Regions from separate parts of the Homo sapiens genome. Here region 2 is linked to region 1. A link is a loop called in an ENCODE intact Hi-C map of the cell type or tissue named here. Cell type or tissue: heart right ventricle. All regions are shown on one strand. Links, peaks and the distances in the headings refer to the core of each region. The heading gives the core; the rest is flanking DNA. Region 1 overlaps DAP (death associated protein). Region 2 holds the start of LOC105374654 (a long non-coding RNA gene).

Region 1 (12,436 bases), core at 1,566-9,565:
ATGTTGTCAGTGCTGAAGCCAGGCTGAAGGAGGGAGACAGCCTCGACTGTCACACTCTGAAGAATGATGTTATCCAGAAATGTCTGGGTGCAATCGAGTGAGACGTTTCCCTCTGCTCACCAGCCATGCTAATTATTATTTTGCTGTCCAGAAAATTAATAGCCCAAATAAATTAAGACCAAGCCAAGAAGGTATTTCAAGAACTAAAAATGGCAGGAACGGATTTGTTTTCCATCGACTTACTGGGAAATGTTTAAAAAGTCACCCCAGCTGGGAATATATTTTCTGTAAACTCTGGAAGCACAAAGCTATGGATTCTGAGCAGAGTCAAAACAAGAGTTTTGGAATTTGCTTCTAGGCTGCCCTGCAGGCTCTGTGCTTTCCTGAGGAGACTGCTTTTCCCGGTCAATGAGCGCATGTGCTGGGCCACAACCTATGTCACCCCCTTCATCAGTGCATGAGAAGAGCCCCCAGCCCCATTCACTTTGTATGGGCAGAAGCTGATCGAGGGTACCCTGTCCTCCCACTGCAGTGCTCTAGTGTCGTGTCCTCTCTGTTACACAAGTGCTAAGCACACACTGTGACTACCTTTCATCAGCACACAGTGGGTGAGGCCCAAGGGCCTCTTCTTCTGCACTGACAGAGGGTTTGATTTGAGGTGCGGCCCAGTTCTCAAGGTCATTACCCTGGAAAAGCAGTCTCTTTGCCCACCCTCCTCAGGAAAGCACAGAGCCCGCCAGGCAGCCTAGAAGCAAATTTGGAAACTGTGTTTCGACCCTGTTTAGAATCTGTTGCTTTCTGCTGTGTGTATGTGCGTGTGTGTGTGTGTGTGTGTGTATGCACATATATAGAGTCACCTAAGAAGGTAGGGTCTGTTGCTGTCCAGTTTTATAGACAAGGAAACTAAGCCTCAGAAAAGTCAACCACCAGCTCACCAGCTTGTCCCTGGCAGAGTCAGGATTTGAACCCGGATCATCCAACACTCTAGCCCACACTCATGGTGTCCATTTGCCACGGTCCCTCCTTTGCGTGGTTCTGAATCGTCTCTGGCCCTGTCGGCTGCCTCGAATCTGTTAAATGGTTTGAAGCCTCCCCTGCATTTTGTTCCCGAGACTGAGGAACAGAGTCGTCTGAGATGGTGGAGATCTCAGACGACCCGACTGAAGAGCACAGCCCTTGCGCTTCCTCCCGGGCTCCACCCCCAGGACCCCAAGCAAGGTTCCAGCCTCTCTGAGGCACCATTTCTTCCTCCGTAAAATAGAACATCACCTGCCGAAGGAACTCAGATGAGCTAATGATTTATGTGGAAGTGCTTTGTATGCTAGTTAAATGCTAGAGACATAAGTGATCATTTTTCAGGAAAAAAAATCCACTATCAAGTCAGAAAGTAAATCTTTAGGTAGATTTGAATATATTGTACTGTCTGGTTGAATAAAGGACCCTCAGGTTACATTTAGATTGCTTACCTTAAAACTCTGCATCTCTAAATCATATACAGAAGACAAGCTAAAACTCTGCTTTAAAATGAGGGGACTGGGCTTGGAGCCAAGATTACATGCACTATACAGCCCTCGTTCCAAGTCTGGTTCCCAGCACTTATTACTGTGCAACCCTTGGGCAAATGACTGGTCCTTTCTGATTTACCATTCCAATCTGTGAAATGGACAGTTCCTGCCTCACAGGACCAAGAGAGTTAGATACAGCACTTCTAAGGGGAGCGCCTAACTCAGCACCTGGTCCATAGTACATAGTGGTGATTGATAAACAGTAGCTTTTATCAACCTGAGATCATTTCTATCCTTTAGGGAAAATAGAGCACCAGTGGCTTATTAAAGGCCATGTGTCCCTGCCTTCTGTGTACATGCTTCCTGCTGATAGAGTACATTTACATGAAAAGGAGACAGCATTTGCAGAGGATAACTTGAGTAGACTTCCATGAACCCAGGTCAAAACTAACATGAAAATGATTCTGTTACGTACAACTCTCCAGTAATGCCTTTGCTGCCATTTTGATTACTTTCAGTGGGATCAGAGATTTGACCAGATTCCCAGTTTCACTACTACTACGCACGTGTGTGTGTGTGTGTGTGTGTGTGTGTGCGTGTGCATGTTTCTCCCCATCCCAGAATTCACCTTCGTGGTAACTAAGCTGACCCTAATCCCTACCAGGATGCTTGGGAAGGAAGAGGCTGACCAGTCAGATGCACATCGGACCCTCCCTGTTGCACAGAATCCTATTTTGGGGTGAAGAAGGGCACTGCATTTTTCTAAGAGTGCAGAAGCTCTCCAGGGTTAAGGGAAGAAGGGTAAGGACCCCACAAAACTAGCTGTGGTGAGCCAGGCTGGAGCAGGGCAGCAGATACAAATTACTTTGTTCACAAGTTGCCTGTCAGTAGCAGTCCTATTTGAAGATTACTAGCAATCGGTCCTTTTGGGGAGCCCGGATTCATTTCCTGGCTGACCTGCTCTCTGTAGCCCAGGGGAAAGTATTATTGCAATATCGGTGTCCTGTGGGGACTGAGTAGGTACATGTGGGGTGTCGCGTACAGTTCTAGGCAAAACTCTAGAAACCGCACTGGAATGCAGTTGGGAGAATAGCTGAGAGAGTGAAGGAATTTGAAATCATGCCTTTGAGTCTGGGAAAGGGATGTTCTGGGGGCTTGTGGTAGCCTTCTTCAAATACCAAAGGACTGTCCTGTGGAAGAGCGTTAGACTTGGGATGGGCGCTGGACTAAGTGCAGGGAGACAGAATCCGGCCCACCTGGGAGACATCCAGGCGGCCCCCACTGAAGGCCCTTAAGCTCTCAACTGCGAAAGGATGAAGGTATAGATTGCAGCAGCCGTCTGCCTGGTAGGGAACCTCCTGTCCAGCTCTAACTCACAAGAGTGCATCGCTTTACACCTCTCAGAACTGGGGCAGAAACCAGGCTGTCAGAGCACCACGATGATGAGGGAGGGTGTAAAGCCTTAGAACACAAAAGAATGTTAAAAGTCTTCTCAATTTTTATATGAGTTACATGTTGGGGTAGCAGTAACTTGAATATATTGAGTTAAATAGTTGCTGTTTGGGAGTTTAGGGAAGTTTTAAAACTATGAATTTGGGTTTCTCAGCCCTTTCCACATTCCTTTAAAGATGAGACCATCAAACTCAGTCTTGATGATATCTGCATTCCACAGGGTTACTCAGTCACTGAGCGTTTCTGGCATTTTATCCTGTCTGTCTGCAGTTTCCACAGAATGCCAATAAGGTATAAATCTTCATTAAGAAAATTTAGAAAATAAGTAATAGCAAACTTTTGTTAAGGACAAAGGGTCCTTTTAAGAGTTTGATGTGGTCCTTGCCAGATGGACAATAGAGACCCACGTGCACGGACATCAGGTGGCTGCTTAGTCTGGGTGTGAAAAAGCTGCAGTTTCTGCTAGTGTATAGGAAGTGTTATCTGGATTCTAATCCTGGCTAATTCTGCCTGGCTTGCAGTTCTTTTCAATTTAAATAAGTGTAGTTTTTAAAGTCTGGAAAGGCCTGAGGATATGGGGCGGGCAGGGTTGATAGTTTTCACTCTCTGTTTCCTGAGAGAAAATAATGTTGCATCTTCAAAACAGCATCTGTCAGAATGATTTTCATCAGATTAAATAAATCCTCAAAGCAGCTATCATACTTCTTAGACTTGAGAAATGTAGGTTATACTTTGCATGGAAGCCTAATGGCATTTAAAATAGGTGTGTTTTGCATGTACAGCCTTACACCCAGACCTTTGACTGGGGTTTCTCGCTTGTGAGATTTTGTTCAAGCTACCACATCTCAAAGAGTTTAGTAACTGTTTTTACTTTATAAACGTCATAAATAATTATTTGCCAATTTAAGTTGCTGTTAATTATAGTTGGAAAAAAGGATTGGGCTCTGAAGCCTTTGGGCCAAACTTGATGAAAACCTTCAACACAACATACGCTCTGTCACGGGACAAGTTACATGAAAATACATATCGCTGTTAGACATTTTGGAAGAGGCCTGCCTTTTGCCATCTTTTCATGGGCAGCTGCCATATGTCCTTACAGCCAATTATGGCCTTTTCAGTTTTAGAGAAGAATTTTGGGGGCGACTTTTGGTTCATAAAGACCTTTAATGAATGATCAATACAGATTGATATTTATTATTCTGTGGCAGGGAAGCTTATTCTTAAAATTAGTTGCTAAATCTAAACCACAGTACGATACTTCCTCACACCCATTAGAATAGAGCCTTTATCCAAAAAAACAGAATAAAACAAAACAGAAAACAACGAGCGTTGGCAGGGATATGGGGAAATAGGAACCCATGTGCGTTGCTGGTGGGAATCTAAAATGGAACAGCCGCTGTGGAAAACAGGTTGGTGATTCCTCAGAAAGTTAAACACAGAATTACCATATAACCCAGCAATTCCACTTCTGAGTTACACACAAAATAATTGAAAGTAGAAACTCGAGCACATATTTATACACCCACGTCCATAGCTGCACCATTCGCAGCAGTCCAGGTGTCCATCAGCAGATGAATGGATAAGCAGAATGTGGTCTGTCTGTACAGTGGAATGTTATTCAGCCTCAAAAAAGAATTCCCACACATTCTGCAACATAAATGAACCTTGACAATATTATGCTAGATGGAATAAGCCAGACACAAAAAGACAAGTACTGTATGATTCCACTTACATGAGATCCCTAGGGCAGTTAAACTCACGGTGATGGCCAGGGGCTGGGAGGAGGAGAGAATGGGGAGCTAGTGTTTAATGGGGACAGACTTTCTGTTGGGAATGATGAAAAAGTTCTGGAAATAGATAAAGGTGATGATAGCATAATAATATGAATATACTTAATGCCACTGAACTGTATACTTAAAAATGGCTAAAATGGTACATAATTTTTTTGTAATTAGTTGCTGAGCTGGCTGGGGTTTCAAAGCGAAGTTAGAAGGGAGGGAGAGCTTGGACTGTCTTTAGGAAGAACGTTTGCCTTGAGCAGACCAGAGCTAAAGGAGACCCTCAGTCTGGTGTCCTGTCACTTCCCGCCGAGTCGCCTCTTGCGGCTCGATAAGACTTTCTCATGCAACACAATTCTTGAATATTGTGTAAAAAGTGCAGTCTTAAAGCAAGGACCTCGCCTGCGGAAGTGCTGGACACATGGGGTTCTTTTCTTTCAGTGCCTTATTTCTTACCAGTGCCAAACAGATGGGGGCGCTGGAGCACAGCAGTGCAGGATGAAGTCTCAGGCCTTCATGTTGTTCTTCCCCAGGTTAATTAGGTGGAATGCACACTGTTTTGGTTGTGCCCCAAGAGACTGCTCTGACCTAAGCTTGCCACTGAGTGACATTCCCTGTCCCTGCTCCTCAGCTCGGAGTCAGCCCTCAGGGTGTGCACAAGGGCAAGTTCACGGCCTTTCCATCCTGAGTGAGTCCCTTTGACTGCGGCATCAGACCCTCAGTCTTGCCATCACTCAGCCAAGTCGCCAGCACCACATCCAGCAGAATGACTAGCCACTTTGTATAGGATGCAGCACAAAGGACACCAGTCCCTGGCTCATCGCCACACCCGGTGGGCCTCACCTCACCCCTCGCCACCCAGTGGTTGGCAGAGGCACATTTCTTATGCTGAGCCTAGCATGATTTTCATTGACATCCTCTGTCTTTATGAGCAGAATCCACCAAGCCACTAAAGCTCAGCAGATTCAGTCATGACTCAGCACAAAGGAGCTATCTCCGTGAATTTGGGGTTTCACAAGGACAGCGCCATCTGTGAATGACTCCTGTGGACTCTTAGACGCTGCAACCTGCAACCATGGCCCTGGACACTCCTGGAATGAGCTGGGCCTGTGGGGGGAGGGTCATTCTTACTGCTGGGGGTCTCCTTTAGCCCCCAGGGTCTCCATGGCCATTCAGCAGTTGCGATGGGACAGTGTCTTGAGCAGCTCACATGGGAGTGAGGTGCTAAATGTGGGTTTAGGAAAGGAAAGAGCGTGCCCTGGGAGTCAGAGGCTGGTTTCTAGGCCTCAGCTTCCGTGTGTGTTTTCCAGCACTCAGGCTAGAGCAGAGCTGTCATGATCTCATATCATCACTGTTCACACACATTTCTCCGGGTACATACTCGAGGCATAGAACCCCACCCTTGTCGTGATCAATGCAGGAGACGCCCAGAGGACAGCACCTCTGAGGAGCACCGAGGGCAGGGAGGAAGGGCGGGACTGTGGCAGGCCCCTGGGCTCCAGACTCCCGTCCTCAGTGCACACAGGGGACCAGTGCTGGAGACAGATTCCTGATAGCCAGGTCCCCCGAGAGCCTCACGTGGCAGCTACTACACAGTGGGGCTGGGCTCAACCAAGGAGCCTGTCAGGAACACCCAACATGGAGGCCTCTCCAGGCTGGCGCCCTACTGCTGGATGGCGCCTCTGCGTCCTGGAGTTCCACTCCACCTCTGCAAAGGGTGGCGTACTCACAGGGTAGACCACCCTCATTGCTGGGGATCTCCTTTAGCCTCCAGAGTCTCCATGGCCATTCAGCAGTTGTGATGGGACAGTAGTTGTGTGTGTGTGTCAATCTTTATAAATACACACGTACAGTAATACAGAAGTACAAGTGATTTTAACTTGTTTTGCTTGTCTGCGTTTCAATAATGAATATGTACAGGCAGACCTCAGAGATATTGCAGGGTCTGCTCCAGGCCACCATAATAAAGCAAATATTGTGATAAAGTGAGTCCCACAACTTTTTGGTTTCACAGTGCATATAAAAGTTATGTTTACCCTCCACTGTAGCCTATTAAGTGTACAGTAGCATTACGTCTAAAAAACAATGCATAACTTAATTTAAAATTTTAAAAATTTAAAAATTCTGTATGCTAATGATCATCTGAGCCTTCAGTGAGGCTCAGTCTTTTTGTTGGTAGAGGGTCTTGCCTCAGTGTTGATGGCTGCTGACTGATTGGGGTGGTGGTTGCTGAAGGTTGGAGTGGCTGTGGCAGTTTCTTAAAATAAGACAACAGGCCAGGTGTGATGGCTCATGCCTGCAATCCTAGCACTTTCGGAGGTCAAGGTGGGTAGATCACTTGAGGCCAGGAGTTCGAGACCAGCCTGGCAAACGTGACAAAACCCTGTCTCTACTAAAAATACAAAAATTAGCCAGGCATGGTGGTGTGTGCCTGTAATCCCAGCTACTCTGGAGGCTGAGGCATGAGAATCACTTGAACCTGGGAGGTAGAGGTTGCAGTGAGCAGAGATCACACCACTGTACTCCAGCCTGGGCAACAGAGTGAGACCCTCTCCCTCTGTAAAAAAAAAAAAAAAAAAAAAAAGACAACAATGAAGTTTGTGACATAGAACATAGATCAACTCTTCCTTTCAGGAAAGAAAGATTTCTCTGCAGCATACAATGTTGTTTGATAGCATTTTACCCATGGTAGAACTTCTTTCAAAAATGGAGTCAGTCATCTCAAACCCTGCCACTGCTTTATCAATTAAGTTTATATAATATTCTATATCCTTTGTTGTTATTTTCAGTGTTTACAGCATCTTCACCAGGTGTAGATTCCAGCTCAAGAAATCACTTTCTTTGCTCATCCATGAGAAGCAACTCCTCATCCCTGAGGATTTTAATCACAAGATTGCAGCCATTCAGTTCCATCTTCAGGCTCCACTTCTAATCCTAGTTCTCTTGCTGTTTTCACCACATCTGCAGTTAGTTCCTCCAGTGAAGTCTTGAACCCCCTCAAAGTTACCCATGAGGGTTGGAATCAGCTTCTTCCAAACTCCTGTTAATATTGATATTTTGACCTCCTCCCATGAATCATGAGTATTCTTAGTGGCATCTATAGTAGTAAATTCTTTCCAGAAGGTTTTCAATTTACTTTGCCCAAATCTACCAGTGGAATTACTTATTTCTTAAATAATAAGACTTGAAAGTCAAAATTACTTCTTGATCCATGGGTTGCAGAATGAATGTTGTTTTAGCAGACATGAAAACAACATTAATCTCCTTGTATACTTGGTCTTGGGTGGCCAGGAGCATTATAAATCAGCAGTAATACTTTGAAAGGAATCTTTTTTTCTGAGCAGTAGGTCTCAACAGTGGGCTTAAAATAAGCAGTAAACCTTGATGTAAACCAATGTGCCGTCATCCAGGCTCTGTCATCCCATGTATAGAGCACAGACAGAGTAGATTTTATGTAATTCGTAAGGGCCCTAGGATGTTTGGAATGGTAAATGAGCATTGGCTTCAAATTAAAGTCATCAGCTGCATTAGTCCCTACTAAGAGTCAGCCTGCCCTTGGAAGCTTTGAAACCAGTCATTGACTTCCCTCTCTAGCTGTGTAAGTCCTAGATGACATCTTTTTCCAATAAAAGGCTGTTTTGTCAACATTGAAAATCTGTTGTTTAGTGTGGCCACTTTCATCAATGATCTTAGCTAGATCTTCTGGAGAACTTGCTGCAGCTTCTTCCTCAGCAGTTGCTGCTTCACCTTGCACTTTTATCTTCTGGAGATGGCTTCTTTCCTTAAACCTCATGAACCAACCTCTGCTAGTTTCCATCTTTTCTTCTGCAGCTTCCTCACCTCTCTTAGCCTTCATAGAACTGAAGGGAGTTAGGGCCTTTCTCTAGATTAGACTTTGGCTTAAGGGAATGTTGTGGCTTGTCTTTTATCCAGACCACTCGAACTTTCTCCATATCAACAATAATGCTCTTTTACTTCCTTGTCACTCACTCCAGTGCTCACTGGAGTAGCATTTTTAATTTTCTCCCATAACTCTTCCTTTGCATTCACAACTTGGCTATTTGGTGCAAGAGACCAGCCTGTCTGAGCTTCCGACATGTCTTCCTCGCTAAGCTGGGTCATTTCTAGCTTTTGATTGAAAGTGAGAGACATGCAACTCTTCCTTTCACTTGAATACTTCCAGGCCATTATAGACCATTGTAGAGTTGTTAATTGCCCTAATTTCAATATTGCTATGTCTCAGGGAATAGGGAGGCCTGAAGAGAAGGAGAGAGACAGGGAATGGCTGGTCAGTAGAACTGTCAGAACACATATGACAAGTATTGATTAAGTTTACCATCTTATATGGGCACGGTTCGTGGTGCCCCAAAACAATTACAGTAGTAACATCAAAGATCAATGACCACAGATCACTGTAACAGACATAATAATAATGAAGATGGACACCCATAGACTTGCTTATGCAGAGTTGCCACAAACCTTCAATTCCTAAAGAAACACATTACCTGTGAAGTGCGATAAGCAGATGCCATAAAACAAGGTGTTTGTTTGTGTGTGTGTGTGTCTGTAGAGGGGAGGGTGTTTATATATGTATATAATTACTCAAGCTTCCTCAGCCACCTTTTAGGGCTCAGTTTGGTGAGGAAGCTAATTCCCTTTATTATGCATGTATTCTTACTAGATTGACTCTCTATGGATGACATTTTATATCAAGTTTCTGGAGTGGGGTGATGTCCTGCATTTCCGCCTTTCAGAGCCTCAGCAGGTTAAAAAACAAATAGGACATGGAGACAGTGGAAGCCACTGTGCACTCCTGCTACGGAAAGACGGCTGTGCCTTGTTGAAGATGATACTATATGATTCGCTACCAGAGTGGGGCCATCCCTGCTTCAGGCTGTTCCTAGATGTTTAAAAGAACATTCCAAACGACGTTAAGAAACTTTGTGCTGCCATTTGTGTATTCCTTTCCAAATCTTTTCTAAAATGTTAGAATTCAGACCACAGTTCCTGAGCTTTGGATGCAAACTCCTTGGCCCTGAATCCCTGGAAGCCCTCCCCTGTGGATGGTATCAGCCATCACAGCAGGATGTGCTTTAAGAATCCAAATGAATTCAGTTATACCACGTGGCGGGACTTTTAAACTTGAGCTGAGCTTACTCATTTCTGGCCGACTATTAATCCTATAGCTAAATCATGTACGTAAAGGAAGGGGAAAAAAATCCAACCTGGGTAACCACACAACAAACACTAAATAAAACCAAGGTAATGTATGGGGCATCTCTGTGCTGCTTAGTAAAACTTGAAGTTTCTTAATGTCGCGAAGTAACAGAAATTACTTGGGGGAATTTCAGGTGTTTTTGGTAAACTCTTTGGGGAAGTAAACAGTCAGTGAACTTTCGGAATGCTGGGACTTTTGACTGCAGCAAAACAAAGCTAAGACAAGTGGATTCCTTAAAAAAGACCACTGGCAGCAGAGGAGAAGCAGAGCTGGGAAGAGACAGGCTGGTGAGCTCAGGGGATAAATTCTACCCCCTCTACCCAGCAGGACTGGCCTTAAGCAAAACTGAACTAAGAGGGAGATGCTTCCCCTCCACCCACCTCCGTGAGTGTCCCCGATCGATCGCGCTGTCCCAGCTGGGCTGACCTTGTATTCACCTCCAGGTCTTGGGTGTCTGTACCTCTTGGTGGAGGCATTTGGAAGTGCACACACCTTGTCCACTACCTCAAACTGTGTCCTGATGTTTTTAAATTATGGCACACGTAGCCATAAAAAATAAGTGTACAGAAGAGTATATAATTACATGGAGAGATGCTTGCCATAGCCTTAGTTCAGAAGGCAGATTACAAAACAGTATAACTATTTTTGTAAGAAAAAAGTTAATAAGAAGACAAGCACGTACATCTGTCCATAGAAGGAAAGCCTGGGAGGATAGCCCCACGTTAACAGTGTGTGTTTCCAGGTGGTAGACCTGCTGGCGATTTGAGCCTGTTTGGGCTTGTCTGTTTTTTCACACTGAGCTGTACTGCTTTGGTACTGCATCCATTCCCTCAATACTCGGCAGTTTAGGTGAGCTCAGTGTGAGTTAACATGTCAAGAGGTGACATGTTTCCCAAGGACCTTATATTTGTAATGCTCAGGGATTGATGGGGACGGGAGGTTTGTGTTGGCTCTAGAATCTCCCCTGTGAGGACGCTGGAAGGGGAAGCCTAGGGTTGAGGAGGCAGTGAGAAAGTCTCCAAGTCCACACCATGTAAAGCTACTTCTCCCCTGCTTTAGGGAAGCGCCTGTTTCACGATCTCATTAAATCCAAATAAATGGGCTTGCCCATAGTTAAAATGTGTTGATTTAACCAAAAAACAAAAATAGGCTGGGCACAGTGGCTCATCCCTGTAATCCCAGCACTTTGGGAGGCCAAGGTGGAAGGATGGCTTGAGGCCAGGAGTTTGAGACTAGCCTGGGCAACATAGCAAGACCCTGTCTCTACAAAAATAAAAGAAAATAGCCAGGTATGATGCTGCACACCTGTTGTCCCAGCTACTCGGGAGACTGAAGCAGGATCACTTGAGTCTAGGAGGTGGAGGCTGCTGTGAGCTATGATCGTGCCTCTGCATTCCAGCCTGGGTGACAGAGACCCTGTCCCTAAAAAAAACACAAATAGAAAGTGGTTGAAGGCAATTCACTCGCAGTTGGCTGCAGTCTGTTTCTCTCTCGTACTTGGGGCTGAACTAGCCTCAGGAGAAGGAGGCTCCCGAGCCCCGTAGTGTGATCATTACAACAAATAACGCAGAGGAGAGGTTTGCTTCCCATTCTGCCTCCACGCCCTCCAGCCTGGCTCATCCACATACACATCGTCTGCCACCGTGTTCCCTGTTGTGGACTGTTTTGTTAAATCTGCCTTTTCCCTTCTTTTTTTCCAGTCCACCTAAACCCACTGTGTTCATCTCTGGGGTCATCGCCCGGGTAAGTCTGGGAGTGTCTGCGGTGGGTTTGAGGCTTTTGCATGGCAGCATGGAGTCTCCTGGTTGCTTCTGGTTTTGTTAAACTCTACCTGGAATAACCCAGCACCACTGCTCATCTCCTCTGTGGCCATGGCTCTCTTCATTGCCGCGTTTCCCCAGAGGCTGCTTCTGCAGACCGCAGGCCAGACTCGCATCCTTTACCTTTCCAGAGCCGCCGTCTGGTGAGACCCAACATTGTGACTTAAGCGCAGACCTCCCACCAGTGAACTCCCATCAGCAAACCCCCGCAGTGAACCCCACAGTATTGCCGTCCATAGGGCTGCTGTTCTCAGAACATTCACTTTCTTATCAGAGGATGCCTGAAGAAAGTGCCAGTGTTGGGGACAGCCCACTGTTGGTGGAGCTGTGACCGCAGCCAGCCAACCTGCCAGCCAGAGAAGTGTGGCTCCAGCCTGCCCATGTGGACCCCACCCTGGCCACACCCACAGTTGGCACAGAAGCCCATTGATCCCTCTGGAAAATAGGGAGTCCCTCCTGAGACTGGACAGGCCGAACCTGGCTCTGTCTCGTAGGCGCCCTGTGCATTTCCTTCCCAGCCAGCGTCCCAGGCCTGGCTCACAGCTGTGGTGGCACATCTGAACTTAAGATCCTGGATTTGGTTCTGTCCTGCCCCCAATTTAAATAGTCACAAATACAGATGTAGCAGAAGAAACCCCGCAGCATCCAAGTCAGTTCTGTGGG
Region 2 (12,436 bases), core at 1,662-9,661, 280 kb before region 1:
AATGGTGTTTTTCAGAGGAAAGAGGGGAAGCGAGGAAATTTCTTTTTCTGTTCAGTCCCTATGGTAGACCATAAAAACCCAATGCACTTAATAAGATGTACAACACAGACCCCCTTTTTTTTTTGTTCTTGAGGGTATTGGTCACCAGGGACTGATTAAGAAACAGTCCCTATACCATTATACCATTATGGATAATAGTAGCATTTAACAATAAGATCTTTTTATTATCACACATTAATGTTATGATCCTCATTAAGAGTTGTGCATTAGACAATAAAATATCAGGTTTAGAAGAATCAGGGTGACATAAGATGTCACATTGTATTTGGAGCTAACCTAAGTGAAGGTTAACCAATGATGACCCATTTCATATTAATGAGACTCGTGCATTATGGAAAGCTGCTGTTTAAAAAAGCAGTGTTTAAACTCAGTAGGAAAAACAAACAAAAAACCTCAGTGTATTTGGTATGTCTTGTTTCTCTTCAGCTCCTTTTTAATGTCTGATACTGTCCCCTTCGTCTCTGAGAACCGTGCCCCCGAGAAGTGAGGTCTGACTGTCTGAAGATACAGTATTCTCACTCACACGGCAACAGGGAAATGAACATGGCTCTTGTCTGACAAAATGCTGTTTACAAAAGTATTCATCCAGGCTGTTGGGGTCTCTTACCTACCAAATAGAACACTCCAGGCGCCTCAGCTCACCTCCACCTCAGACGGCAGGAGAAGAAAGGCTGCGGCCAGTCGGTTCACAGAAACCTGACCTTTATCTCAAGACCAAAGGAACCTCTGTGTGACAAAGAGAAAAAAATAAGCCAGCAATCAGGGGAGCCCATGGAGTGCTTTAGAGATCTGCACATCACAGGCTGGAGGCTGCTGACATGCCGGAGACTGCTGACATGTTGCAGGATTTTCCATGGCAACGTTTCCTGTAAGGCCCCATGGCTCCACTCCCCATCTGACATTTCATTTCTACACTGTGGTCGAAATGAGATTATAATAGAAACTCATGCCGGGTAACCATCTCATCAAGACCAAACTGACCTTCCTATCAGCAGCCTTGTATCCCTGGGTCTCTCTAAAATCCCCAAATCTCCAAAACCAAAAAAACACTCTGTAATGCACTTGGTAGCAAAAGCTCACCTGAACAAACTCCAAGCTATGAATGGTCTTTGTTTCTCCGACCTCATGAGACTCCTCCGATGTTTCTCACACATGGTGCATTTGACTACCAGGTCCTGCCCAGACTCTGCTGAGCTTGTTATGGACTTTGTGGTGCACACCCAAATTACCTTCTAAAATCAGAAAATTTCTTAGTTCAGTTTGCCCCAAGGGATTCACACAGATGAGCTTGTACCCAAGTGCTTAATAAGAGAACTGGACTTATGAGTTACCAAAGCCTGGTTCGGCTCTCAGAACCAGTTCCCTTCCTGTGGTGCATTTCAGATCAGAATCTACATTAAAGTGTGCTGGTCTCCATCCTGCGGAGAGGTCCCTGTGGGCAAGAGAGCCTCGTGCACACCACCTCATCGCAAGGCAACATACCGCTTTGTAACCTGTAGGTACATAGGAATGAGACTTCTGGGTGTCCTCGACAATGCTTGGCTGTACAAAGCAAAGAGACCAAGATCTCCAGTTGCTTGCAAACAACAACTAGAATACACCCAAGCAGGGGACCCATTAATGTTTTTTCCAGACAGAAGGTTTCTAATACAGCCCCTGTCGCAATACCCAGTTCCAAACTAGCAAATCAGGCACTTGACCCTCCGTCTCTTCATCAGTTCCATCATAAGTAACTTGTCTGCCCCTAAAGCTCATCAGCCACGAAGGATAGAGAAGAAATAAGACCCACCCCCAACTCCCTAAGCACACTAGGTAATTAATAACGAAAGTGGAGTTTTAACTCAAGTTTGGGCCTGTAAGACAATGGAATTCTCCACATAAACTTCAACAATAACCACATAAAAATCACACATTTTTAAACTTTACAATATTTGATTGCTCAGTTTCTCAATAAAATGAAGACATTATGAAGCACCTGGTTCTCTGTACTGGAACTTGCATGCATGACAAAGACATAACCCCAGGGTGGTGAGGACAACAATCTCAGAGAAAATACAAGATAAACATACTGCTCTACTGCAGGGCTTCTCGGCCAGTGCATTACTGATTTTTGGGCTGAATAATTGTCTGGGGGTGGTGTGAAATGCTTTCCTATGCATTCTAGGATATTTATCAACATCCTTGGCCTCTACCCACTTGATGCTTACAGCACCACCATCTGCAGCTGTGACAATCAAAACCATCTCCAGGTATAAGCAAATGTCCCCAGGGGGCAAAATCGGCCCCAGTTGAGAACCACTACTCTAGTGTGATGCACGATACGCTAACCACTACTGAGTTAAAGGAAGGGAAAAGATGCACTCCTAGCTGAGTGATCTGAGGAATACGAGACAGCAGAGATGGTGTTTGGCAAGAACGTAAGGAGTGGAGAGGCTTCCAATGAGCAATGATGAGGGTGCTTCAGGAAAAAGAAACAAGTGAAGGAGAAGATGGAGGAAGGATAGGGAATGAACAGAGAACAATTTGCAATACATTTCACTCCAAAATTAGGAGTAGGAGGAGGATGGAGCGAGAGAGAAACCCACTAGGGACAAAGTTTGAGGCCCTTGAAAGCTCTATTGTGACAGGTGTGGTAGCGTGTGCCTGTAGTCCCAGCTACTGGGGAGGCTGAGGTGAGAGAATCACTTGAGTCCTGGAGGTGGAGATTAGCCTAAGCAACATAGTGAGATCCTGTCTCTAAATAAATAAATAAATAAATAAACAAACAGACAAAAAGAAGAAAGCCATATTGCAGAAACACTACAAAAAAATTTTACAACATTGTTGCAAAGATTCTGGGGTGTGGGTGTGTGTGATGGTTGTAAAGGTAAGATCTAGATAAGTGAGTCTCAGACTTCAGCATCCATTAGAATCACCTGGAGTACATCACCTGGATGGCTTATTCAGAGAGTTTCTGATTGGGTAGGACTGGAACTGGCTAAGAATTTGCATTTCCAAGATGTTTCCAAGCGATGTTAATGTTGCTTGTCTGGGGGCCATATGTTGAGAACCACTGGTTTAGGGAGAATCACTTCTGAGGCTGTTGTAATAATTAACCTAGAACCTCGTTACTCAAAGTGTAGTCCGGGGATTAGCAGCATCAGCATCGGCTGGTAGCTCACTAGAAATGCAGACTATTGGGTCCCACACCAGAATCTGCATTATCAAAAGGTGATTTTTTGGAACATTAAAGTTTGACAGCCATGATCCAAAAAACACATAAGCGTCTGAGCTAAAAGAATGACAGTCAAGAGAAATAAAACTAATGTGAAATACTGTAGAAATAAAATTAGTAGACCTTGGCTACTGCTCAGTGAAGGATGGAGGTACCCAAAGATCCCTCTGAGGTGTGAGCCTAGGTAACCAGAAGTCCAGCACATATTATAACCACATAAAAATGTGTGATTTTTATGTAGTTATTGTTGAAGTTTATGTCAAGAATTCCATTGTCTTACTAAGGCCCAAACTTGACTTAAAACTCCACTTTCTTTATTACCTAGTGTGCTTAGGGAGTTGGGGGTGGGTCTTATTTCTTCCTTATCCTTCGTGGCTGATGAGGCTTTAGGTGTAGACAAGTTACTTATGATGGAACTGATGAAGAGACGGAAGGTCAAGTGCCTGCTTTGCTAGTTGAGTTTCTACTCATCCATGACAAGGAGGAAAAACTTTTCCAGCGAGGAAAATCCACTTGGTTTTGGACATGTGAAGTTGCCCATGCTGATGGCAATTACAGAGGGCGGTGGGATGTGCAAATGGTACTTTGAACTAGAGATGTGGAATTGGGTGTCTCTTTGAGGTTAAAAGCTGGAAAGTGGGTGTGGACAGAGCATCCATGAAAAAGAAGATTTGGAGAAAAGAGAGTCCCAGCATGATGAGAACCCCTGGGGAAGCAGCGTGAGGCAGAAGAAGACTGAGGAGAAAGCCAGGTGGGGTGGAGGCGGGAAGAATGAGACCAGTGTACTTTATCCAAACCAGGGAAGGACAGCATTTCACGTGCAGAGAGCAGCAAATGCCACTGGTGGGCACAGAGGATGACAAGAAGAAAAATGGCCGAAAACAAACCTTTGCACATTGCAATGTGCAGACTGCGCAGGACTTTCGGGAGTAGCTCCGGAAGCAGGTGAGGGTGAGTGAACGGGAGGTAGGAGGCTGAGGCAGTGAAAAGTTTGGGAATGGGCTAGCAATTGAGCTGAGACCCTGGGCTGGGACAATCACATAAGGAATGAAGAACTATTTTAGGACAGCAAAATAAACTTTTAAACCAAGGCAAAGGTAATTCATGCTTGTGCAAATGGTTTAGAAACAACCCCTTCTATTTGTATGGTATTGTATTGCCTTCATTGTATTTTAACATTTGTTCTCCTTGTCCTGCTCACTACTAGTATCCTCAGCCTTGCTTTCTTTTAGCAAAGGGGAATAAGGGCCAGGCACGGTGGCTCACACCTGTAACCCCAGCACTTTGGGAGGCCGAGGCAGGCAGATCACCTGAGGTCGGGAGTTTGAGACCAGCCTGACCAACATGGAGAAACCCCATCTCTACTAAAAATACAAAATTAGTGGGGCGTGGTGGCGCATGCCTGTAATCCCAGCTACTCGGGAGGCTGAGGCAGGAGAATCACTTGAACCCAGGAGGCGGAGTTTGCGGTGAGCCAAGATTGTGCCATTGCACTCCAGCCTGGCAACAAGAGCAAAATTTTGTCTCAAAAAAAAATGGGGGGAAGGGGAAGATGCTGTGATATCATGCAGCTGAATATAAAATTTTGCAGCTGGATATTCAACTGGGGCTTTTCTGCTCAAGAGATGATTACGAGTGTGCCAAGCAAAGGGGACATAAAGAGGAAAAAGTCTAATTCAGTCTAATTTTTCAGGGTCCACCCTTTACTCAGCACCATGACATCCACACAGGGCAACATGGAATAAGTCTGATCCTTAGCTCTGTGAGTTTGGGTGTCTATTGCTGTTCACCATGCAGCCGACACCACCAGTACCTGCCACATCAATTACTGATCTCTCTTCTAGACTTTCATCCTTACTACCCCATTACAACCCCATCTGCTCCAGGCTACTTATCCTCACTTCTCATATGATCAGTCTACCAGAAGCCTGGCCCTTGATGGAACCGACACTATGTTTTTGTTCAGAGTTCTCATCACAGCTTCCATTACTCGCTCGCTCAGCAGAGAAGCCAGGTGCCTATTTCCTAATGGCTGCAAGGATTCTTCATGCCTCATAATTGCAAGCAGACATCTGTGAGATAACCACACAGTTAAGTCATGGAGCAGGGGAAAGTAAACTGGCCTTTGTGGGAATTACACCCAAACCATCGGCCACATTAAGACTGCATGTGCACACCTGAGCTAACCTGTCATCAATGGAAACACTATCCCATTTCTACTACCTGAATATACAGCCAACTCTTAATTATCAAAGACAGAGTTGAAAATCACACACGTACAGAATTTAAACTAGACTAATTCTGATTTTCTATTGCTCTGTAACAAACTGCTTCAAAAGTTGTGCTTTAAAGAAAGAAAAAGAGAGAGAGAAACACTTACTTTGTTCAAGACTTTGTAACCTGGATTGTACTCCACTGGGACAACTCAGCTGTGCTGCACTCAGAGTCAGCTGCGGAGGCACGGGGCTGAAAGCTGGACTCACTTAAAGGCTCAATCACTTAGCTGTCTGGCACTTGGGCTGGGAAGACTCAAGTAGCTGGTACAGGGACAGCTGTGGCTCCTCAGGCGTCCTCTGAGCTCGCTCCACCAGGTCTCTCCAGCAGGGATGCTTCAGGGCAGCCAAACTTCTTACATATTATCTCAAAGCTCCCAAAACCCATATCCCAAGGCAAAAAGCCAGGCGCAAAAGTCGGGATGCATTCCATCAGTCAATGCAGCGGCAAAATAATGCTCAGTTTCAGGGGATGGGGTGGGAAACAGACTGTGTTTCTTGATGGAAGAGTGGCAAGATTCTGGAAGAGCCTGTGGGATAGAAATACTACAGTGGCCTTTTTGGTACAATCTACCACAAAGCTTGTAACATTTTGCAGCAATGGGTTCAGCTTCCTCTTTCAAACATTTAGCCAATATTTCTTAATAATGGCAAAAATGATGAGTTTTGCTAGAAGAAGTGAAAAACAAATAATGTAACTAACGTAAATGTGAGCGGAGAAAAGGTTTTGGATCCTGAGTTTTTATTTTCCTCCAGCTGAATGAGAAGGAAGCATTCAGCCACTGTTGTTCCTGGCAGCCATCTTATGACCATGAGGAGCCCAATTAGGCTAAAGCCAAAGTGGAGGAGAGCAGAACAGGAGATAGAAATAACCTGGCTCTCTTCTAAGAGCACTAAAAAGCACCAATCACAAGAATATTCCACAACAGGCAATGGTCAAGTACTCACGATCACATTATAGAGACCCTTCCTGCCCACTCCTAGGAAGTAACAGAAGCCTGGACCGATGGAAGCAATCTCAACACAAAACCCAGTTAAGTACTCATATTGTCATTTTATTATAAAAAGAACATACTTTTCTGAAAAGTTAGGAAAATATAATTACTTTTTTAAAACTCAATGCCAATTTTGGTAAGCAGAAAAGTGTTCCATAGACACTTTCTGTAGTTACCATCCTGATATATCTTATTCATTCAACCACCAGTAAAATATGCTGCAGATTTACAACTGAAAGCATTTGAAATTGTATTATTGCCTCAATACACTATTAAGAGCAATTTCAGGTTCTTAAGTAATTATGTTCTTCATGTGTTCACAATGTATAACCAATGAGAACAATCATTGAAAGATGATCAAATTGTTGAAACAACTAAGGAATAACACACAGGCTAGGAAACTGAGCAATGATACGTCTTTCTTCTGAGTCGGGCTTTGAGAATACTGTTTCCAAATGGGAATGCCTCCAAAATGCAAGGCCCTTTATCGCTTCCTTTTCTGCTAACACACGCCACCTAAATTACCAATGCAATGTAACTGCCTGCTCTGTTTCCACAACTCCCAGTCCCATACCTTCTAAGGGGAGCTCTTTGCCACTAATCCTTGGGCCCTGTTAAAAATAAAGAGCATTCGCAGCAAATGAAACATGGCCCAGATGAATGCCGCCAGCTTTCAATAGCCAGACACTCGGCATTACAGGTGCAATAATCAACCTGCCAACAACTGCTTCACTGGTCCAGGCACACTCCTGAGCTCCATTAGAGAGGTATCCCAACCAGATTTTCTGTTCACTCAAGACCCAAGATTCTGAAGGGCAGCTTTACTTACTTTCCTAAGAATTTCTAATCCGTAAAAAACTAAAGCCACTGGCCAAGATACACCTGACCCCAGAGTGTGCTAATGACAAGGAGACTGTTCTATCCCCCCCAGGAGGAGATGACTGTGCAAACTGTGTGATGAAACGGCCATGAATGGAAAAGGAAATGGTGTTTTTAAATGCTTCTATTTTGTTTTAGACTGTTCCAGAGATGTCTAAAAAGTCAGAAAGGAGATTGGCAGTCCCTTTTAGGTAGAAATTCAAAGTCGCTAGGTTATCGTACCTGCACTAGGTAATCGTAAGCAATTTATTTATGCAATTAACTTTGACCCTAGCAAAGGTTTAAAGGTAGAACTGACCAGAGGACGTGGTAAAGAAAGTCATTTTGTCAGGTCCACTCTTACAGCAAATGTCAGGCCCAGGGTCAGGTTCTAGCCCATGCTGAGGTCTGAGAGGAGTGGGTAGGTGGCAGATAGCTGAAAGAACACTTGGAGGGCCGTAGGTGGGTGAAATGTAGTTTTATTCAGTAGCTCTTTCATCAGCAGCTTACTCACTCTAGCTCTCTCTTGCACTGTCCACCCTTATCTTGGCCGTCTGCTCCAGCTCTGTGGCTCCTCTCAGCAGCTGGCTCCACAGCCCCTGCCGCCCCCACACCTACAGCTGCACTCCTTTACCTACAAGGCCAGCTCTCCCTTACAGGTGTCAGTAGCATTACTCTCTCTCTCTCTGGGTATGAGAGCCAAGCAGCATGTATCAGCATCAGCAGGGCAGTTATACCCTTTACAGATAATAGTGGCATACGGCCGGGCACGGTGGCTCACGCCTGTAATCCCAGCACTTTGGGAGGCTGAGGCAGGTGGATCACCTGAGGTCAGGAGTTTGAGACCAGCCTGACCAACATGGTGAAACCCCATCTCTACTAAAAATACAAAAAATTAGATGGGCGTGGTGGCACACACCTGTAGTTCCAGCTAGTCAGGAGGCTGAGGCAGGAGAATCGCTTGAACCTGGGAGGCAGAGGTTATAGTGAGCTGAAATTGCACCATTGCACTCCAGCCCGGGCAATGAGAAAGTGAAACTCCATCTCAAAAAAAAAGACAATAGTGGCATAGAGCCAAGTATGAGCTTACACAAACAGGTTATGTAACAAGTGGAGGTGTGCACCTGCGTACCAGTCCCGCTGAGTCATGCAGGCCTGGATGTCTGCCTCGGCCTAATTCTTGACCAAAGTACGTCCATGTACCTTACAGATTAAAAAAATAATTTAATAGAAATAGAGTAAGAAAACTTCCTGTCTTGTTAATATGAAAGCATAGCTAGTGTTTCACTGAATTTGAGTGAAATAACCTCAATTTTTTTTTTTTTTTTTTTGAGATGGAGTTTTGCTCTTGTTGCCCAGGCTGGAGTGCAATGGCACGATCTTGGCTTACCACAACCTCTACCTCCCGGGTTCAAGCAATTCTCCTGCCTCAGCCTCCCAAGTAGCTGGGATTACAGGCATGCATCACCATGCCCAGCTAATTTGTATTTTTAGTAGAGATGGGGTTTCGCCATGTTGGCCAGGCTGGTCTCGAACTCCTGATCTTGTGATCTACCCACCTTGGCCTCCCAGAGTGCTGGGATTACAGGTGTAAGCCACCACACCCGACCTCCAACTTTCTTTTGTTATAAATGTGTCCCGTGCAATATTTGTAACATACTAAATAATGTTTTCATAATTTATCTGAAGTTAAAATTTATCTAGATGTCCTGTGTTTTACCTGGCAACCCTAGTTTAATCTATATTTCTACCATGATTTTTATAATGTATTATGCTTTATAGGAAAAAGTAAAAATAAATGTAAGAATTTAATAATTAATTTCAATTATCATAGATGATCATAGATAATTGAGACTCTTTCAATTATTAATAAATGATTTTAAAATTATATAATGGTAAAAATATGGAGTATAGTAGGACTCCGAATGCTTCTTTGGACAAGCTAATTAATGTCTGGGTCTCTCTTTCTGTATTAGTAAATTGGTGGTAATATCAGTTCTGCTTCCATTTTGGAGTCTTTGTGAAGTCTTTTGTGAAGAACTGGCTTAGGAACAGTGGTGTCTGGTGAACATTTAACAACTGACTCAAAAAAAAAAATATGTGATTTATGGCATTTGCCAGTTTCTGTGGTGTAACTTCACACACCATAACCAATTTCAACCTGCCAATATGATGTCTCTGAATGCAGAGTTGAAAGTGGTGGTTGGTTGTAAACCTGTATGTACTTTCCAGGATGCAGATAAAATAGATAATAACTTAGGTAACCTCTAGAACATAGATAGTAGTAGAATGTAGTGAAATAATTACGTTTGTGATGTATTCTGAATATTTATTACCTTTACTTTCAATTTAATTTGTTTAATTGTAAATTTATACCATTTAACACTTAATAATGGCTATATTTAACGAGGATCTTCCTGAAAATTTAACAATCAGCTCTTGTGAGCCATTACAGGCCAGCTCTAGCATACCATTGCCCATAACATTTTTAACTACTGTACGAGTGTGCAACCTTTTTTGGTTTTGGTTGTGTTTTGTTGTGGTGGTGGTGATGGTAAGAACACTTAACATGAGATCCACCCTCTAACAAATTTTTAAGTGTACAATACAGTATTGTTAACTATAGGGACAACATTGCACAGCGGATCTCTAGAACTTGTTCATCTTGCTTAACTGAAACTTTACGCCCTTTGACTGGCAACTCCCCATTTCCCCTTCCCCCAGCCCCTGACAACAACTATTCTACTCCCTGATTTTTTGAATTTGACTATTTTAGATACTTCATTTAAGTGGAATCATGCAGTATACATCCTTCTGTGACTGCTTATTTATCTTAGCATAATGTCCTCAAGTTTCATTCAAGTTATCTGATACTGCAGGATTTCCTTTTTAAAAAATATATGTATATTATTTTTAGAGAGAGGGTCTTGCTATGTTGCCCAGGCTGGAGTGTAGCAGCTATTCACAGTCACAATCAGAGAACACTGCAGCCTCAAACTCCCGGACTCAAGCAATCTCCTGCCTCAGCTGGGATTACAGGTGTGTACCACCGCACCTGGTTAGGACTGAATAATATTTTTGTATGTACATACCATATTTTCTTTATCCATTCATCTGTCACTGAACACAAGTTGCTTCCACATTTTGACTATTGTCAGTAGTGTCACAAACTATGTTAGAATGCTAATATCTCTTCAAGATCCTGTTTCAATACTTTTAGATAAGTACCTAGAAGTAGGATTGCTAGATGATATGTGTATTAGTCAGTTTTCATGCTGCTGATGAAGACATACCTGAAACTGGGCAATTTACAAAAGAAAGAGGTTTAACTGGATTCACAGTTCTATGTGGCTGGGGAGGCCTCACAGTCATGGCAGAAGGCAAGGAAGAGCAAGTCACATCTTACATGGATGGCAGCAGGCATAAAAAGAGAGATTGGGCAGGGAAACTCCCCATTATAAACCCATCATATCTCGTTAGACTTACTCACTGTCACAAGAATAGCATGGGAAAGACCTGCCCCCATGATTCAATTACCTCCCACAGGGTCTCTCTCACTACACGTGGGAATTCAAGATGAGATTTGGATGGGGACACAGCCAAACCATATTGATATGGTATTTTTATTTTTTTTATTTTTTGAGGAACCTCCATACTGTTTTCCATAGCAGCTGTACCATTTTGCTGTACCAACAGTGTACAAGGGCTCCCTTTTCTTCACATCCTGGCCAACCCTTGTTATTGTTCATCTTTTTGAACAGGTGTGAGTGATATTTCATTGTGACATTGATTTGCATTTCCCTGATGACTAGTAATGTCAGGCATGTTTTCATGTACCTGTTGGCCATTTGCATGGCTTCTTGGGATAAATGTCTATTTAAGTATTTACACTGTCTTAAATCAGGTTATTAGTTTTGTTGCTACTGAGTTGTAGGAGTTCTTTTTATATTGTAGAAATTAACCCCTTATCTGATGGTTTGCCAACATTTTCTTCTATTCTGTAAATTGCCTTTTCACTCTGTTGATTGTTTCCTTTGCTGTGCAGAAGCTTGTCAGTTTCATGCAGCTCCATTTGTCTAATTTTGTCAGTGTTGAACTTTGCTTCTACTGTCAGACCCATTAAATCATTGCCAGGATCAATGTCATGATGCTATTCCCCTGTTTTCTTCTAGGAATCTTATAGTTGCAGGACTTATGTTTAAGTCTATGAGTCATTTTCAGTTTACTTTGCGTATGGAGTAAAATAAGGGTCCAATTTTATCCTTTTGCATGTGAACATCCACTTTTCCCAACACCATTTTTTGAAGAGATGATTCTTTTCCCATTGTCTGTTCTTGGCACCCTTATCACCTTTTGAAGGAAAAATTGATTGTATATGTGTGGGTTGATTTCTCAGCTTTCTATTCTGTTCCATTGGTACCATAAGCTTGTCTTTATGCCAGTACCATACTGTTTTAATTACTGTAGCTTTGTAATATATTCTGAAATCAGGAAGTTTGATGCCTCCAGTTTTGCTACTTTTCAAGAAAACAACCTACAGTTTCAATAAAATTCCTATCAAAATCTCAATGACATTTTTCACAGAAATAGAAAAAATAATTCTAAAATTCATATGGAACCATGAAATACCTCAAACAGCCACATCTAATGTATATTATTAACATTCATTCAGTTAGCCCACAATCACTGAAGTTACCACGTAAGAGGCATTATATAAAAGTTTTTGGAAACAAATATAATGAGAAAACCAGTGTTGTTAATAACCACCCAAAGCTCTCCAAGGTGGATACATTCTAGTACCTGAAGGAGACTGTTTTCTGGATGGAGGGATGTGATGGCTGTCATCCATGCAAGAGTAGACATGAGATGGAGCCAGATGGCCATACCTAGAGGGAGAGGTGGGCTTTAGAGGGATGCCAGTAGTAGGTTCTTGGAGTAGGGAAAAGAGCATCAGTGTGTTGCAGGGGATGTGGAGGAAGGAGGGAGGTCTCCAAGGTGAAGCATATTAGGAGGAATTGAGGAAAGGTGATGTGTAG

What was found. Hi-C counts contacts between places; a loop is a spot of excess contacts. Peaks named below come from ENCODE experiments on the same cell type or tissue, not always from the same donor. Only the 100,000 strongest peaks of a DNase experiment are listed, where the experiment ranks them.
Region 2: it touches region 1 in a loop (3-fold over the local background); 3 of 110 quality-filtered maps call a loop at or near these places.

Annotation. Positions count from the first base shown.
Region 1 is chr5:10,682,789-10,695,224 of GRCh38, reverse strand. It overlaps DAP (death associated protein), which reads left to right. Exons shown (of 4, transcript NM_004394.3): 3 at 11,654-11,696. Among named protein-coding and RNA genes, the nearest start is that of DAP-DT, 72 kb to the left of the region's middle. RefSeq lists enhancers at 9,991-10,300, 10,401-10,480. In heart right ventricle, for the core only: a CTCF peak has its summit at 5,223 (motif pointing right); no DNase peak of the experiment used is centred there.
Region 2 is chr5:10,958,339-10,970,774 of GRCh38, reverse strand. It overlaps LOC105374654 (a long non-coding RNA gene), which reads right to left and starts at 6,070. Exons shown (of 4, transcript XR_925791.3): 1 at 5,655-6,070; 2 at 668-786. RefSeq lists an enhancer at 8,361-8,570. In heart right ventricle, for the core only: no CTCF peak of the experiment used is centred there; no DNase peak of the experiment used is centred there.